Linked DNA regions of Homo sapiens: region 2 is linked to region 1. Evidence: read pairs that join two places in POLR2A ChIA-PET (ENCODE). Cell type or tissue: Panc1. All regions are shown on one strand. Each heading gives the region's core, and the rest is flanking DNA. Links, peaks and the distances in the headings are about the cores only.

Region 1 (8,657 bases), core at 346-8,345:
ATATAATTATATATAAATATATCTATATAATTTTATATATATATATGTATACATATATATAATTTTTTTTTTTTTGAGACAGAGTCTCACTCTGTTGCCCAGGCTGGAGTGCAGTGGTGCAATCTCGGCTCACTGCAAGCTCTGCCTCCTGCGTTCACGCCATTCTGCTGCCTCAGCCTCGCCAGTAGCTGGGACTACAGGCACCCGCCACCATGCCCGGCTAATTTTTTGTATTTTTAGTAGAGACGGGGTTTCACCATGTTAGTCAGGATGGTCTCGATCTTCTGACCTCATGATTGGCCCGCCTCGGCCTCCCAAAGTGCTGGGATTACAGGCGTGAGCCACCGCGCCCAGCCAAAAAAATATATTTTAAAATAAAAAAATGAAAGAAAGATAAATTCAGAATACAAAAGTTTAAAGAATTCATCACCAAATCAGCATACGAAAAAGAAAAAATGTTAAGAGAAGTCCTTCAAGCAGAAGGAAAAATGGTACCAGATGAAAACCTGAATCTAAACAAAGGGATGAGAAGGAGCAGAAATGGCAAATGCGAGGACAAGTGAGACTTTTTTCTTATTAGTTAAATCTCTTTAAAACATTTAGAAGAAAACATGGACATGAATCTTTGTGACCTTGGGTCAGCCAATGTTTTCCTACAAAAAGCACCAAAACACTGGCAAAAAAAGAAAAAAAGTAGATAAATTCTACTGCATCAAAATTTAAAGCCTTTGTGCTGTAAACAATACCATCAAGAAATGAAATGACAGTCCACAGAATGAAAGAAAATATTCCCAAATCCTATACAAAGAACGATTAAGACTCAATAATAAAAAGACAATCCAAGTAAAAATGAGCAGGGAATTGAGAAGACATTTTTCCAAATAAGACATACCAATGGCCAATAAATGTATGAAAAGATGCTCAACATCATTAATCATCAGGAAAATGCAAATCAAAACCCACAATGAGATCCAACTTCACACCAAATAGGATAGTTAGAATAAAAAAACTAGATAAGCCTAAGCGTTGGCAAGGATGTGGAAATACTGGAACTCTCATACATGGCTGGTGGGAATGTAACATGGTAGAGCTTCTTTAAAAAACAGGTCCTCAAAAGGTTAAACACAGTTACCATATGACCCAGCAATTTCACTCCTAATATTTACCCAAGAGAACAGAAATGATACATTCACATAAACACCTGCCTAGGAATGTTCATAGCAACATTATTTATAATAGCCAAAAATAAAAACAAGTGTCTATCAACTGCTGAATGGATAAACAAAATATGGTACATCTATACAAGGGAATACTATTCAGCCATAAAAAGAAATGAGATACTGATTCATACTACAACGTGGATGAACCTGGAATGCACGCTAAGTGAAAAAAGCCAGACACAGAAGATCATATATTGTATGATTTCATTCATATGAAATATCCAGAATAGGCAAATCTATAGGGATAGGAAGATCAGTGGTTGCTTAGGGATGAGGGAAGGTGAGTAAGGAGGTGAAGTGATGAGTACCAGGTAATGGGGAAGTGTCACCTTTATTTATTCCAACATTTATTCTGTGTTCAGAATTATACTAAAGGTGCTGAAGGGTTATAAGGAGTAAAATCATGATCAGTTAAACCCTGTCCCTATTTTTCCCAAAACTGATCACCTAGGGGGAGATAGAGATTCCTGCAAACAGTTTCAATCTAATCATAATTGAAAACACCATAGGACAGGCAAATGAAGGGTGCACATGGGACCCAAGATCAGGAGAGTAGCAATGGAGATGGCAATGGAAGACACTGAAGGGAGAGTGATATTCACCTGGGTGGTGATGGAGGCTAAGGGTGACAAGGTACAGGGGTAGAAAAGGACAGGTGATGTGCAGTGTGGCCAGGGACTTCAGCACTTCGGGAGGCTGTGGGGCAGCGGAGGAGGGGGATAGTTAGAAAGAAAGAAGACAGGAAGGAAGTTAGAACTAATTTAAGGAAATGTCTTAAACACCAGGCAAAAGAACTGGACTACAATGTTAAGGCAAAAAGTAGCTGAAGGTCTCTGAGCTGTGGAGTGGCCTCCTCGCTGCTGTGCCCAGAGACCAGACTGGAGGTGACAGCAGTGATCCATGCAAGAGACAGAGACGCTCTGCCCAAAACAGGGCATATGGGACCCTGCTGGCATCCAAATGCCACCAATGGTGACCATTGCAGGGCTGCTGCGGATGTGGAGAGGCAGCTGTCACCCTGCCCCTGAACACAGGGAAGGGCCTGCATCCTCTGGCCAGGCATTGGATTTGCCGGACCCCCAGGCTGACCCGTGCCCTGCTATGCATCTGGTCCTTGAAAACCTGGCCACAGGATCCACACTCAGCCAGCCTCAGTACTCCTGGGAAGAGTCTGGGAGCTCCCATGGTAAGAGTTCACTTCCCCTTTAAACTTTAACTGGCAAGAAGGTTATGTTGGCTTTGAGTCATCAAATCAACAGGATCTTACGCAGCAGATGGTTATGAAGACTATGAAGCAATGAGGGAAAAGGCATATGATATATTTCTAAGTGGAAAAAGCAGGGCATAAAAGCAAACATACACTGTGATGACAACCAGGCAAAAACGTCTATGTAGGCACAGCATACATTTTTGGGGGTTCTTTTTGGTATTGAATTATAGGTGATTTTCTTCTCCCATATACATTTTTTGACAATGTGACTACATTGACTTGGTGATGTATAAAATATCAAAAACAAGAAACTTCATGAATAATTTCCTACTAATAAGTGAACTCTGGCTAAGATTTAGAGGCCGGGCATTGTGGCTTGCACTTGTAATTCCAGCACTTTGGGAGGCCAAGGCGGGAGGATCACTTGAACCCAGGAGTTTGAGACCAATCTGGGCAACATAGTGGGACTCCAACTCTACAAAAATTAATTTCAAAAAAATTAGCCAGGGGACTAAAGGGACTGAGGTGGGAGGATCACTTTAGCCCATGAGGCAGAGGTTGCAGTGAGCCATAATGCAGCACTGCACTCCAGCCTGAATGGCAGAGTGAGACTGTCTCAAAAAAAAAAAAAAAAGATTTAGGAACAAGAGGCTTTACATGCAGTCCAATACAGTAGCCACAAGCTGTACATGGCTACTAAAATAAATTTAAACTTTAATTAATTAAAATGAAATAAAATGGAAAATGCAGTTCCATAGTCACACTAGCCACATTTCAAGTGCTCAAGAGCCCCAGGTGGCCAGTAGCTGCTGTGTTAGATGGTGCAGGTCTACAGGTCAGAGAGAGGCCAGAGGACTGAAGTCCACATGAAGGTCAAGTGGGCTGGTGGTGAGGCCCACTGCAGGGCCACAGCCAAGTTCCCAGCTAACTTCATCACAATCCCCCAGGATGCTCCCCCTGCACACACAGATCTCAGAAATCAGGATCTCTGCAGGCAGAGGCAGAGGTCGGCACTGCAACAGGCCCCTTGTGATGGCGACTGACGCACAGTGAGGGGTGAAGGCCATGGATATGGTGGCAAGTGTATACACAGTGGCCACCTGCCCCTGGGCACGAACACACTTCCCCACTCACCAGCTGGGCAACCGCTCTGAGACCCCATGACCTCTTGTGTAAGATGAGTGTGGCTGGAAGGCAAGCAAGGGACATAAGAAGACAGCCACGTGCAGCTTGTGGCTACTGTACTGGACTGCATATAAAGCCTCTGGTTCCTAAATCTTTTTTTTTTTTTTTTTTGAGACAGAGTCTCGCTCTGTCACTCAGGCTGGAGTGCAGTGGCACGATCACGGCTCACTGCAATAAATGCAATAAATGCTCCACAGACAGCAGCTTGTATTACACTGGCTTACAGGCATGGATCCACTGATGGGCAACTATGGGTGCAAACAAAACTGTTGGTGAAAGGAGGAGAGAGGAGGGAAGGGAAAGAGAAGGAGAAGGAATCTGAAGGGGCCAGAGCCAGGGGCAGAAATCTAAGAGAAGAGCTGAGAGACACATGAAGAAGGGATACCCTCAGTGAGATGAGAGGGCCACAGAAACCTGAGGAGTGCCTACAATGCCAGAATACAGTCAGGCCTAGGTAAAAGAGTTTACTCCCTAACCCAGGACTCTGGCTCTGAGATGAGGCACTGCGGTGCAACATCTTCCTGCTAATTACGGTGTGATGCTCCTGGCGTACTGGAGTGCTCTTCATTCTCCTCTTCCACTTGAGAAGACAGGTGACACCCTGGGCACCGCCAAGTATCACCCTTGGTCTGGGACTACCACGGAGGAAAGGTACAGACTTCCAACAAAAACCAGACATGTGCAATATCAGGAGCTTAGGATGCAGACATGGCCACATAAGGTATAGGTTACACCAAAGTTAGCCTCTACAATATACTGCGAAACCTCTCAGACTGTGTTCAGACGATAGGAACAAAGGAATCTGATGGTCTTCCCTGTCAGGGACTTCCTGGCCTCTGACTGAACCAGCAGAGTCTGACCTGGGAAACCAGGTTTGGCCCCAACTCCAGTGCACTAGCAGAACTAGGCTTGCAGGAGACGGACACAAGAGACCCTTTGATAACCAAAGTAAGTGGCCCCTCCACTCTCTTCCGATCCCTGCAGCCCTCTGGCCAGCTCCAGCCTATTTTGGTTGCTTCCTGATCTTTCCTGTGCCCACTGATTTCCTTTAGCATCTGCCCACTCTTCCTTTCTCACATTCTTGATCTTCAGCTTTTTCCTTAGGTCCTGCTGACTCATTCAGCTCATACAGAACTGCTGAATATGATGAGAAATATTCGGACAATTCGACAGCTCAGAAACTCAGGGATTAAAGCCCTTAGTCCATTTCTCTACTATGGGTGCATCCCATGATTGAATTCTACCTCCCCTATTCCCAGCCCCAGGCCACTCTCCTGCACTCACAACTCGAGGGTGGCCAAAAATCCAGTCTCTGTTGTCACACAACCCCAAGGCAGCGGCTGAACCTGAAAAGTCAAGGCAAGGCCCCATGGCTACAGCCCGGCTCCTGTCTTTGGCAAATACTCTCTCTAAGCAAAGGTAATTTAATACAGTGGCTAACAGCAAGAGCTGTGGATCCACAGGTCTTGGGTTCAAGTGCTGACCACACCACTTAACAGTGACGAAACCAACCACAAACTAAACTCTCCAAGCCTCAATCTGTACATCTTAAGTTGAGAGTAATAATAATAATGAACGTTGAACTCCCTGAATTGTTACAGGATTTAGTGCGCCGCCATGGGTGGAGGAGGGTTATGCGGTGTCAGGCCCACGGTAAGCTAGAAAGCTTACCCAAAATTATCTATAAATATCGCAGTGACTGTTTTACAGAAGCAGACCTGCATGAATTAAAGGAAGACCTCCCTAGTTCAGGCTTAACTCATTCAAAATGTGTAAGCATTTTCAGGGGCTGGGTTGACGAGGTCATTTACAAAGTCAACAAAAAAGGGAAAGGATTTCAGATGCAGTATTTAGACTTTGTAAGAAAAACAAAATAGCTGGCAAGAACCCTCCAGTCCTTCAGAGGCGAACTAACTGGTGAGTCAATCACCAAGGACTTATTCATTCGCTAAGAACCTCTGTTCCACAACACTAGGCTTGGTCCTAATTGTTTTATTTATCTCAAGTAACAAAATGGCATTTTGTGAGTGTTCTAGATGCAGGCTTTTTATTACTAAGAAAGGCTTTCTTCCAACTGGGTCTCAACAAGTGAGATTTTACTATAAATCCCATTCGCAGTCTTCAACAGCCATGGACATTCGGTTTTTGGAAGGTGAAATGAGCAATGGTATATAATCTTAGTTTTGCTTTTTTCTCCCCACTAAGGCATGGCTGGCAGGTCACAGTGCATCTTACACCGAGCAATACAAACAGTAGGTTACACCACTGCAATTCATTCTGGCCTTGACTTACACATTCCAGCACCATCCCAAGTGGACCCCGTCTGGCCCTCTGCAGCCTTCCACTGAGCTCGGACCTGCACTAGGCGTAATTTCTGTCAACTGTGGGACTGGCTGCTTCCCAGCTTCCATCCCCAAGGTGGGCACCCCCCTGCTCCATGGGCTTCTGGCGGGGAGAGTATATTTACCTAGTCCATCATTTTCCGTCTCATATCACCGAAAAACTAATAGGAATCATGACACTAACATGGCAAGTAGGATGGAATTTGTTTAGTCTGTGAAATGAACGTCTTAGTTTTTAAACCTCAATCTGCCTGGAGTGAGCACACAGGACCTTGCCTACTTCTCCCTCACAGACCATTCTTTTTTTTTTTTTTGAGACAGAGTCTCACCCTGTCGCCCAGGATGGAGTACAGTGGCGCAATCTTGGCTCACTGAAAACTCCGCCTCCTGGGTTCAAGTGATTCTCCTGCCTCAGCCCCCCAAATAGCTAGTATTATAGGCATGTGCCACCACATGCGGTTAATTTTTGTATTTTTAGTAGAGATGGGGTTTTGCCACATTGCCCAGGCTGGTCTCAAACTCGTGACCTCAAGTGATCTACCCGCCTCAACCTCCCAAAGTGCTGGGATTACAGATTGAGCCACCACGCCTGGCCTCCCAGACTATTCTTGAAGGTGCCGAGAAGTCCACTCAACCCCACAAGTCAGCGTGTTTTTCCTCCTCTCATGCTGCTGCTTCTGAGGCACAGGTGGGAGCCAGCCTCCCTCAGACAGGCCACTTGACATGTAAGTAGACACAGCTGTCAACAAAGGCCACTCCTGTCCTCTCCACAGACCTCCCTCCCACTCCAGGGTGTGCCAACAGCTTCCTGAGAGTGTCCAGTGCCAGTGGGGGGGCATGGCCGCCTGGGGTGGGCAGAGCCTGAGGGGAGAGGAGGGAGACCCACAGCACTCATCTCCACGGCAACCAAACATTCCCAGCCCAAGGAGCACAGCAAAGAAGAAGGGAACTTGAACAAACCACACAAACGCCCACACCACAACCTGATGCTTACTGCTGGAACGAGCACCAAGGAAACAATCCCACAGAAGGAAAGAAAGATGCTGCACGAAGATGCTGGCTGGGGCTGTGTGTAACAACCTGCAAACCAGCCATTAACTGTGGCACAACTCATCCATCACCATGTAACTTAAAATTATTATTATGAACTATGACATGATGTTAAATTGAAAAGGATACAACATTGTTTATATACTATGATCGCAACTCTAAAAAATGTGTATAAACTTGGGGAAAACCTGGCAGGGAAAACATAAAAGTGACAGTAGCTGAGCTACAATGCTAACATAACAGGTTTCTGTCTTTAAAATTGTCTTTGCAGCAGCCAGATGTGGTGGCTCATGCCTATAATCCTAGCACTTTGGGACGCCAAGGCAGACAGACTGCTTGAGCCCAGGAGTTTGAGACCAGCCTGGGCAACATAGCAAGACCCTGTCTCTACAAAAAATAATAAAAAATAGCTGAACATGGTGGTGCATGTCTGTAATCCCAGCTACTCAGGAGGCTGAGGCAGGAGGATCGCCTGAGCCCAGGAGTTCAAGGCTGCAGTGAGCTGTGATCCCACCATTGCACTCCAGCTTGTACGACAGAGCAAGACCCAGTCTCAAAAAGAAAAAAAAAAAAAAGATACAATTTTCTCACAGCTTTCCCCATTGCTGCTTCTCATCAGCAGATGGGGAAATGTTCATATCCGTGTAAGGGAACCTGCCATGGTGCCTGGGAGAACTGCACATAGCCATGTATGCAAAGGTTTGCCTGAATCTTGGTGGAACACCTTGTAGGCTTCCAGAACATAAAAAGATGCACGGCTGTCTCTCATTCACCTCCCTATTCCCCCAGGAGCCTGTCACCAGACAGTGTCTCATCTCTAATGAGGTATGGGAATTTCTGCCTGCCTCTCAGAACAGAGCTGTGGGCTCTGAGACCACTTAGCTGCAGTCTAAAATTGCTTCTCAAAATCCCACTTATGTGGCAGTCATCAGCCCCTTTTGCTTCAGTGTCATCCTCTTCAGTGTATGGGACAAGGACCCAGGAAGATGGTACCTTTGACACATTCTTTGTGTTGCCTGCCTATGTAAGTAATAAACTGCCTAAAGTAACAGTGGCTTGTTGTATCTTTACCAAACTAGTCAGGCCCTGGACTTGCCCTGTAAATGTGTGTGAGCTTAACAGTATCCAAATACCATGGTTTAATGCAGTATCAATGGACCTCAGGAAGTATGTGTATATACCAACAGATACCTCCATATGCCATATGCTATATATATATAAAAAATATAAATAAAATAAAATATATATAATTATATATAAAATCTGGCTTTACATACTATATATAGTGTTTTAAACTAGATTTTCATAATTGAAATGGGAAAATAGAAAAGATACATATACAAGTATGTTCAGAAATACACACACTCACCAGACTCTATCAATAACCAAGATAAGATAAAGAACAGAGAAAACACACTTATTTTTGCTTGACTAGGTGGAAATAAATCAGAGGAGGGAGAACCAGAAAAACAAGGAAGTACAGGTGAGCATAGATTCAAGAGGTCTGGATTCCATGCCAGCTCCATAGCCAGGTTTTTGACCTTGAGAAATTCTTCCCCTGTCTGCCCCCATTTTCTCTTCTAAGAAGGAGGGGATGCCCTAGATGCACCCAGACCCCCAGCTGTGCCGTCTCCATGGTGTTGAGGCTCA
Region 2 (8,657 bases), core at 273-8,272, 320 kb after region 1:
AAGATTATTTTAAAAATCTATGTTCTTGCCCAAAAATGAATCTAATCAAGACTTGAGCCCTAACTTCCACTTTGCATAAGAGAGAAACAAGTTAAATAACACCATGAGGACACAATCTGACAAAATCCAGAAGGTGGAATATTCAATAAAGAAATTGATCATCTTCTCCAAAAGTCAACATCATAAGGGACAAAAAGGTTGAGGAACTATTTTAGACTAACACAGACTAAAGGTGCACAGGGACTGAACACAATGCCCAAACCTTGATGGGGTCCTGACTCAGAACCAAGTCTCAAAGACATTGTAGGGACAGATGAGGAAAGTTGAAGGTTGATTTGTGTCTTGGTTTTCTCTTGGCCACACTACAGATGTGCTGCTCGGTTCACAACTACCTGATCGGCAGAAGTTTCACCCCCAGAATCACCGTCTATATTAGATATACCCAGAGAAGCCATCACAATATGTTGCTAAACCTAGGAGGGATTATGCGCAACTTCAAAATAGCAAAATTTCCTTCTCCGTTTTACATAAAATACCTATCAGAAAACTCTCTAAAATCGGTCTAGGTCTACTAAACTTTCAGTAGGTACCCTATGATTAAATATTAATTTCTTGGCTTATTGGACGAGTAATTATTCCTGTGACTCCCATGTGGTAGAGCAACATGAGGCACAGAGGGTGGGTGGAGGAAGACAAAGGAGACTGCCTGGCACTGTGCCCCCATCTCCCCACAGGAACCCGACATCATCCAAGTCAATCCTGAGCCCCAGGGAGGTTGGGGGTTTCTATGTCTAATTAACAAAAGAAACTCTTGGTTGAGGGCCCAGAATTTCTATACAAGTAGCCAATTTTAGCTCACAAAATTTTGCTATTTGGTTCAAAAACCTCTGTTTGAGGGTGGAGGGACAAAAATATCTAACTTCTAATAATTGTCCCTAAGGTTTAGACAATGGCCTATAATTTACAGAATTATTACACAGACACATCACATTGAAGAGACTCCAAATGTAAGTGGGCAACTGTTCCTTTCAGGCTCAGACTGCTTCCTGGCTGGAGAGAATTTTCCCTGGTCTGCACTGTCCTCTCTGGTGCAGGATGCCAAAGAGTGGGGAGCCCATGAACCTGTGTGGTAGGTAAAGTAGGAACTGTTATCCCCATTTTACAGACTATATAAAGCAAAATTATGTTTATAGGTAATATATAAAATATATATGCATTGATATATTTTACATATACTGTGTATAACATATAAAATATAGGAGATGGAGGCCAGGTGCGGTGGCTCACGCCTGTAATGCCATTACTTTGGGAGGCCAAGGCGGGTGGATCACAAGGTCAAGAGATTGAGACCATCCTGGCTAACACGGTGAAACCCCATCTCTACTAAAAATACAAAAAATTAGCCGGGCATGGTGGCGGGTGCCTGTAGTCCCAGCTACTAGAGAGGCTGAGGCAGGAGAATGGCATGAACCTGGGAGGCGGAGCTTGCAGTGAGCGGAGATCGCGCCACTGCACTCCAGCCTGGGCGACAGAGCGAGACTCTGTCTCAAAAATATATATATGTGTGTGTGTGTGTGTGTGTGTGTGTGTGTGTGTGTGTGTGTATTATATGAGATGGACACTCAGAGAGGCTTCAACTGCCAACTCCCCACAAAATGCCACCTAAATAACCTGTGGAGCCGGCAGAGCTCAGCTGATTGCTTTCTTCAAGAGAGGCCACTGCCTCAGAACAGGCAGCTCAAGGGTGCCATATCTATGTGATTTGGGGGATATGGTTTAAGATGAGTCTTCATTGAGGTGCAGCTGACTGGCTGGGATTAGATGAAGTTCTTCACTCCCATCCTCCCAGTATAGAGTGCAGTGGTGTGATCATGGCTCACTGCAGCCTCCACCTTCCAGATTCAAGTGATTCTCCCACCTCAGCCTGGGACTTTAGGTGTGCACCACCATGCTTGGCTAATTTTTGTATTTTTTATAAAGATGGTGTCTCATCATTTTGCCCAGGCTGGTCTCAAACGCCTGGACTCAGGCAATCTATTCGCCTCAGCCTCCCAAAGTGCTGGGATTACAGGCATGAGCCACCACGCCCGGCCTGAAGTTACTGATATAAACTTTGAGGATTGGGAGACACAGAGTGGGGAAAGTTTGAATGAACCTTAAGAGTAAACGGTTGCTTGATAAGCCCAAATGAACAATGCATTGTTTGAGAAAGGGTCTTCTTACCCAAATGAAGTCTAGTTGAGTGATAAGTAAAAGTGCAGATAAATGGATTTTCAGAAAGTTAATAAAACAAATAATAAAGTTATTTATAACTTTTTCTTACTGGGCAGGAATTTCTTGCAGAGAATGGGGGGATAATTTTAATGTAGACAGTCTTATACTTAATCCCATTAAACGTGGGGCTGCAGGTGGCTTCCTTCTCAGCAGTAGGGCACAAGGTCCCTCCATGAGAAGCTGGGTGCGCTGGAACTTGACCTCAGTCTCCTGGATCCAGGCTCCTGCCCCTTCCCTCACACCACAATGCCAGTCTTCAACAGTGGTGCTGAGCTCACCCTGCTCAGGCTGCTACAAGACCCCTCTGATAGAGTTCAATCAGACTCTGCACTAGATGCCAACTCATGACCATGGTGGCTCCTCAATGGGTACTGGGGTAAAAACACAGGGCAGGGTCTCAGGAGAGGGCGCTATGGCCTTGGAGTGAGCGAGACCCAAGAATAATGTACCTGTCTGAAGAGTGTCCCCCCAAAATTCAGGTCTAATTGGATCTTATTTGGAGATAGGGTCTTTGTAGATAAAATTAGTTAGGATGAGGTCATACTGGATTAGGGTGGGCCCTAAATCCAATGACTAATGTCCTCCCAAGAAGGTCACATAAAGACACAGGAAAGAAGGCTCTGTGACATCATGACAGTGGCAGAGATTGGCTACAAACCAAGGAACACCCAACGATTTGGGGGCAACCACTAGAAGCCAGGAAGAGGCATGGAAGGATTCTCCCCTAGAGCCTTCAGAGGGAGCATGAGACACCTTGATTCAGACTTCTGGCCTCCAGAACCGCAAGAGAATACATGTCTGTGGTTTTAAGCCCCCAGCTGGTGGCACTTTGTTATAGTAACCATGGGAAACAAATGCGGATGCTGCCTGAGCAGATCTGCCAAGTGCAGCACACACCTGGGCTTGTTTCCCCTGAGCGGGAGCCCACAGCACCCTGGGTAGGATGGGCAGCCTCCCTAGGACTGCGGAGGGGCAGGGGCAACCTCACACAGACAGGGTGGGGTGTCCGGATCACAGCCTTTTCTGGCAGTCTGTCCACTCTGCCAACATTCAAGAAAGGACTCTTTAAAAAAAAATGTCTCCCAACAAAATCAATTCTGGAAAAGCTTCAAAACACAACACAGCTCCCCACTGTGCCTCTTAATTTTCCCCTCCAGAGGAGACAGTCTCGTACCTCATCAGTGCCTCAAAGGAAACAGAACAATCCAGTGCTGTGCTAGGGACAGCGCTCGTGGGCAGGCAGAGCTCACTGTCCTGCCTCCTGGCGGGTGGGCACAGTCACAGTCACAGGGCTTCTGTGAGGACAGGAGTCCTCAGAAACCTGGGACACTTCAGGTTCCCCAACAGGAGCTCTGCCGTTTTAGAGGCCTGCACTGAGCTCTGAGCTAACCCACCCACTTGTTACTGGGATCCAGAAGATTTCTCAGCCCAAAAGTGGCTTGATTGTTTTCTCTATGAGAAACAGGCTTTAATAATAATTAATTTGGCAAACTATAATCGGGGGTTCATGTGAGGATGCTGCAGTGACTCTTGTCGGAAATCAAGAGATGAAGGACACGAGGTCCCACCCCCAGGGCACCATCTATAAGAAATATTAATTAGACTTTGAATGCTTATATTTCCAAAGTGAATCCTTGCACATCCTCTCATCAACCCTCCCCATCGTGCTGATGAGAAGCCTGAGGCTCAAAGAGGCTGAGAGATTTGCCCTGTCTTAGCGTTCATGGGGACTCTCACCCACAGTGCGGGGAGCTGGAACCAGAGTTCCTTCCTCTGGGGACACGATATGTACACATGTTAGCAGGAAGTTAAGGAGGAATGGCAGGTGGCAGGAGGCAGTCCAAGCCCGCGGCCAGAGTTCCAAATTGATTCTTGGGTGAGAGAGAGAAGAGCCTATTGAAAATCCCCATAGCAACAAGACAGAAATCTGGGGGCACCCAGCCCCTGAAGTTTGGGGTGGTGTGGGCAGGGGTGGGAGAATGTAGAGCCTCAAATGTGGTCTTCTGACACAATCTCCAAAGACAGAACAGTGAAGGATTGAAAAGATGAACCACTCATCATTTAGAGTGGGGGTCTCAGTCTGTTATTACAGGCAACCTGGCGGGTGGGGAACTTTAATATCATGAGGCCAGGTCCCAGCCCCAGAGATTCTGACTTCACCATTCAGGGGTGGCCTGGGCATCGGGATTATCAGAACTCCCCGGGGACTTAGAGATCTCTCCGTGTTCATAATCCTATGTTGGTGTTTTTTTCTCCTCCTCCTTGTTTTCTAAAAATTTCACAAGGATCCCCAGAAGGTGTGAGCAGGGCAGGGGATTAACAGACCACACAGAGGCCTGCCTGGGTCTAGGTGAGGAGAGCAGGCCTAGAGGATACTGTGTATGTGTGTTTTTAAAATTAGGAACGGTTTACATGGAGTAAAATTGACCCTTTGAAGTTTACAGTTTTGTGAGTTTTGATTGATGCGTATAATCCTGCAACAATCCCACAATCAAGACATAGAACAGTTTCATCACCCAAGGGACGTTCCTGAATGGAGTTGCAGTGACGATTTAGGCTCCAAACCCGAATCCCCTAAATTCTCTGCCCAATCAAAGAAGTGTATCTGCAGTTCCTTCTCCTATTTCCGGGCCAGGCAACTTTCCTGATAGTTGGAAGCAATGATTTATCCAACAACCCATCTCAGCCTCGTTAGAGCCTGTGTTGAAAAAGCCAGGTTGCTAATGTCACTTTTCTTCCTTCTCCCGAGACCAATTTTCTGGACCTGAATAGCACCCACAGCCAACACCTTTTAAGATCACTAAAGCGACTTCCATGGGAGAAAAAAAAAATCACCCATTTCTCAAAGCAATCACAAGCGCTTTCCTCATGCAGCTGTTCCCAGCTCCTGAGAAATCATTTAATTGGTTTGGAGGTCACAGGATCCTCTTCCATGGTTTGGAGGTCACAGGATCCTCTTCCAATTAGGGTCTCATGCCAGCTGCCATCTGCACTGGGGACAATCGGACTGGGCTTTGTAAGACAAACAAGTCCATCTGAGAGGCAGCCACAGTCCTTCAGCAACCAGCTGGCTCCTTCCACAAGGCAGCCTGTCTGTAGCCTAGAGCTCATCGTTGCCTCCAGGTCTGTTATGTGGGACCAGAATGAAATAAACAGAACAAATATTTTCAACTCAGCCTCTTTCCCTTTTCCAGAGCAGCCCCCATGAGGATAGATGGGGTTGGCAGGGTAGTGGGGCCATTCCGGATCTTATCTTTCAGCCGTAGTGGAAGGAGAGCTTCCTGCCATGGCTCGTTGGCATGTCGACTCTATTGCCCCCTTCCCTACGATGCTCATACCGTATTAAATCTGCCTCTGTTTCAATGCCAGGGAGGGGACCCACTGAGGAGCTAAGTGTCAGGAACATGGTGAACAGGGGGTGGTGTGTACATGGGAGTATTTAACAAAATGTTCCCAAGTTGGGAGGACTTGCAAGAAAATGGAGGGAGGGAGGACGACTTAGGCCAAATGGTGGAGTCAACAAAGCCCCAGCTCCTGTGATTCCTCCTCCACAAATCCCTCCTGGAATCATGCCTCTAAATGTCTAAAGGGACATCTACTGTGCTCCCAGGGCCCTGAGGATCAGCTCCCCGCTGAGCCTTGGAGTGACTCCAGTTCAGGAGTCACACCCTCCCAGACAGACCAGGGCTGTAGGCCTTCAGGTAAAGCTGCGTGGCTAAACCTATATTGAGGAAGATTTATCTGGACCCCTACCCTAACTCCAACACATTAATACTTGTTTTTCCTGGGGCTGGGGGAGGGAAGCCCCCTGCTGCCCTGACCTAAGCCCACCCTGGAACTGTGGCAGAAATGGTAGCTCCACAGACCACCCTTCCTTGTGGATGAAACTTGTACATGCCCTCATTAGGCCCAGAACTGCCTAATTAACTCTTGAGTTAGAGAATCCTTGAGTCAAAAGCAAATCATAAAGGGGAAAGCCTGGGCCAGAGCCTTTATTTATTAGGGTTTCTGTGGGAAAGATAAGGTGGGATAGGGTAAGCAGTTTAGGAGTAAATGATTCTGGATGGCTTTGGGGCCATAGAGGTTGTTCCTAGTTGTCTGACACTCACTGGGCCCTGGGTTGATGTAGGGCGGGGGGCGGGGTGGAGGGAGTAAATCCAGGGCTCAGGCTTGGTTAGTTTTCATATGAAAGGCATCCTCAAGGGAGCCCTTTGCTATCTCTAATAATTGGCTAGCCCTGGGAGGAGCAGTCTCTCTCAGCAAGGTCAGAAATGCTAGAGCATCAAGAATACAGAAAATAAGAAAAGAGAGGAATTGGCCCAGTGATGAAAGGATGTCAAACAGATAAATTCAGAGTCTAAGAAAACACAGTTAAAACAGAGGTCCCATTCCCCTCTCTCTGCCTTCCCAGCCACCTGTCCCACTGTTACAGTAGGTAGCTAATCAGACATGAGCAGGACAGAAGAGCCCCACCACCAACAACCAGGAGTGTCAGGTGACCATCAGGTGATAGGCAGTTTGTTAACTGTCTTTCTTTTTTTCTTTATTTTTTTTTTTAGATGGAGTTTTGCTCTTGTTGCCTAGGCTGGAGTATAATGGTGCAATCTCGGCTGACTGCAACCTCTGCTTCCCGGGTTCAAGTGATTCTCCCACATCAGCCTCCCAAGTAGCTGGGATTACAGGCACCCACCACCAAACCCAGCTAATTTTTTTTTTTTTTTTTTTTAGTAAAGAACATCCACCTGCCTTGGCCTCCCAAATTATTGCTGGGATTACAGGTGTGAACCACGGCCGCTGGCCTTAACTGTCTTTCTAAAATAATAATTGATTGCAGCCAGCACCAGGGAAAGGCAGTCTCCCAATAAACAGAAACACCTGAAACTGGTGATCAGCTGCTTCCTGGTAAGATTTCAGGAGTTAGGTGAGTGCACTCATGCACGTACACTAAAAGGCAAAATGGCAGAATTTAACTGGTATATGACCTTCTCTAGGAATGCTAGAGATTGGTAAGGGAAGAATGTCTCTAGTGAGCATGCGTATAACTCCAGTAAACACACTGTATTTGTGGCTGGCCCCTCGCAAGGGCTAACAGGCCATTGTGCATGCAGACAGCCCACCCCAGGGGAAGAATCAGGGGCAGAAGGCACGCAAGGCCCTGGAAGCATGCCAACGTATAAAACCCCAAGTCAGAGGTCAAACAGAGCACTTGATCTCTCAAGCTGCCCACTTGGCCCTCTTCCAATTATACTTCTTTTCATTCCTGCTCTAAATCTTTTTAATAAACTTTCCCTCCTGGTCTAAAACTTGCCTCGGTCTCTCCTTCTATCTTGGGCCCCTCAGTCGAATTCTTTCTTCTGAGGAGGCAAGAATCGAGGTTGCTGCAGACCAGTACAGATTCGTCACGAGTAACATACGTTGGTGCTTCGTGACTCTAATACGTTCCCTAGTGCTAACAACACCTGGGCCCTGATGGTCAGGAAACTCATCCTCCTCTGGCTCTCCTGTCAGCCCCGCAGAGCCCTTATGACCATGTTGAAACTCATTGTTTTTCAAACCCCAAACTTGTCAAGATCGTAGATTCTTTCCCTTCTGAGATAGAGTGTAAGAGAGAAGTTCTTAACTCCTTCCCCCTATGCCCTGCCAGGGTTCCTTAGCTCCAAATGGCTCAAGCTCTTCAGAAAGGGCATGGCAAAGAAGCCATAGGATGGTGCAGTCAGCAAAGAGACTGCTGGGCATTCTTTTTTTTTTTTTTTTTTGATACAGAGTCTCGCTCTGTCACCCAGGCTGGAGTGCAGTGGCGCAATCTTGGTTCACTGCAACCTCTACCTCCTGGGTTCAAGCAATTCTCCTGCCTCAGCCTCCTGAGTAGCTGGGATTACAGGCATGCACCACCATGCCTGGCTAATATTTTAGTAGAGACAGGGTTTTACCATGTTGGTAAGGCTGGTCTCAAGCTCCTGACCTCTTGATCTGCCTGCCTCAGCCTCCCCTGCTAGGCACTCTGAACCAGCCAGAGGCCTCTGTCTACCTGTGGAATCACTTCATTCTAGCCGGTGTGTCTGGCTCATGTTTCTTAATGCACACCCCTTGGCCACAGTGCACTGGAGCCAGCTTGTGCCAGCTCAGGAGAGCCCATCATGTGCATTTCTTCCTGGCTCTATTCAGAAGCGTCATGCTGACAGTTTGAAATGGGCCATGGTGGGAGTATTTACACCACAGTAATCAGCAAACTAAGACCCAGAGCTACCTCTCTCTCCAGAGCTGGTTGTTAAATAGACACTAGCCCTCCCCTGCCTGAGGCCAGGTTTCTCATAGAAACAAGTCAGTACCACACCTCCTCTCCAAAAAACCAGATCAACAGGGCTCTTCTCTCCTCAAATGCT

What was found. Peaks named below come from ENCODE experiments on the same cell type or tissue, not always from the same donor. Only the 100,000 strongest peaks of a DNase experiment are listed, where the experiment ranks them.
Region 2: POLR2A ChIA-PET joins it to region 1 with 16 read pairs; 2 of 35 experiments call an interaction of 5 or more read pairs at or near these places.

The regions. Positions count from the first base shown.
Region 1 is chr3:45,641,099-45,649,755 of GRCh38, reverse strand. The region is part of intron 2 of LIMD1 (LIM domain containing 1); the gene reads right to left. Among named protein-coding and RNA genes, the nearest start is that of LIMD1-AS1, 43 kb to the left of the region's middle. RefSeq lists an enhancer at 2,162-2,663. In Panc1, for the core only: no CTCF peak of the experiment used is centred there; DNase peaks (open chromatin) are centred at 2,485, 4,765, 5,101 and 5,514; H3K4me3 peaks cover 805 bases; H3K27ac peaks cover 6,029 bases.
Region 2 is chr3:45,316,675-45,325,331 of GRCh38, reverse strand. All of the region lies in intron 2 of LOC105377061 (a long non-coding RNA gene), which reads right to left. Among named protein-coding and RNA genes, the nearest start is that of LARS2, 68 kb to the left of the region's middle. RefSeq lists an enhancer at 2,833-3,333. In Panc1, for the core only: no CTCF peak of the experiment used is centred there; no DNase peak of the experiment used is centred there.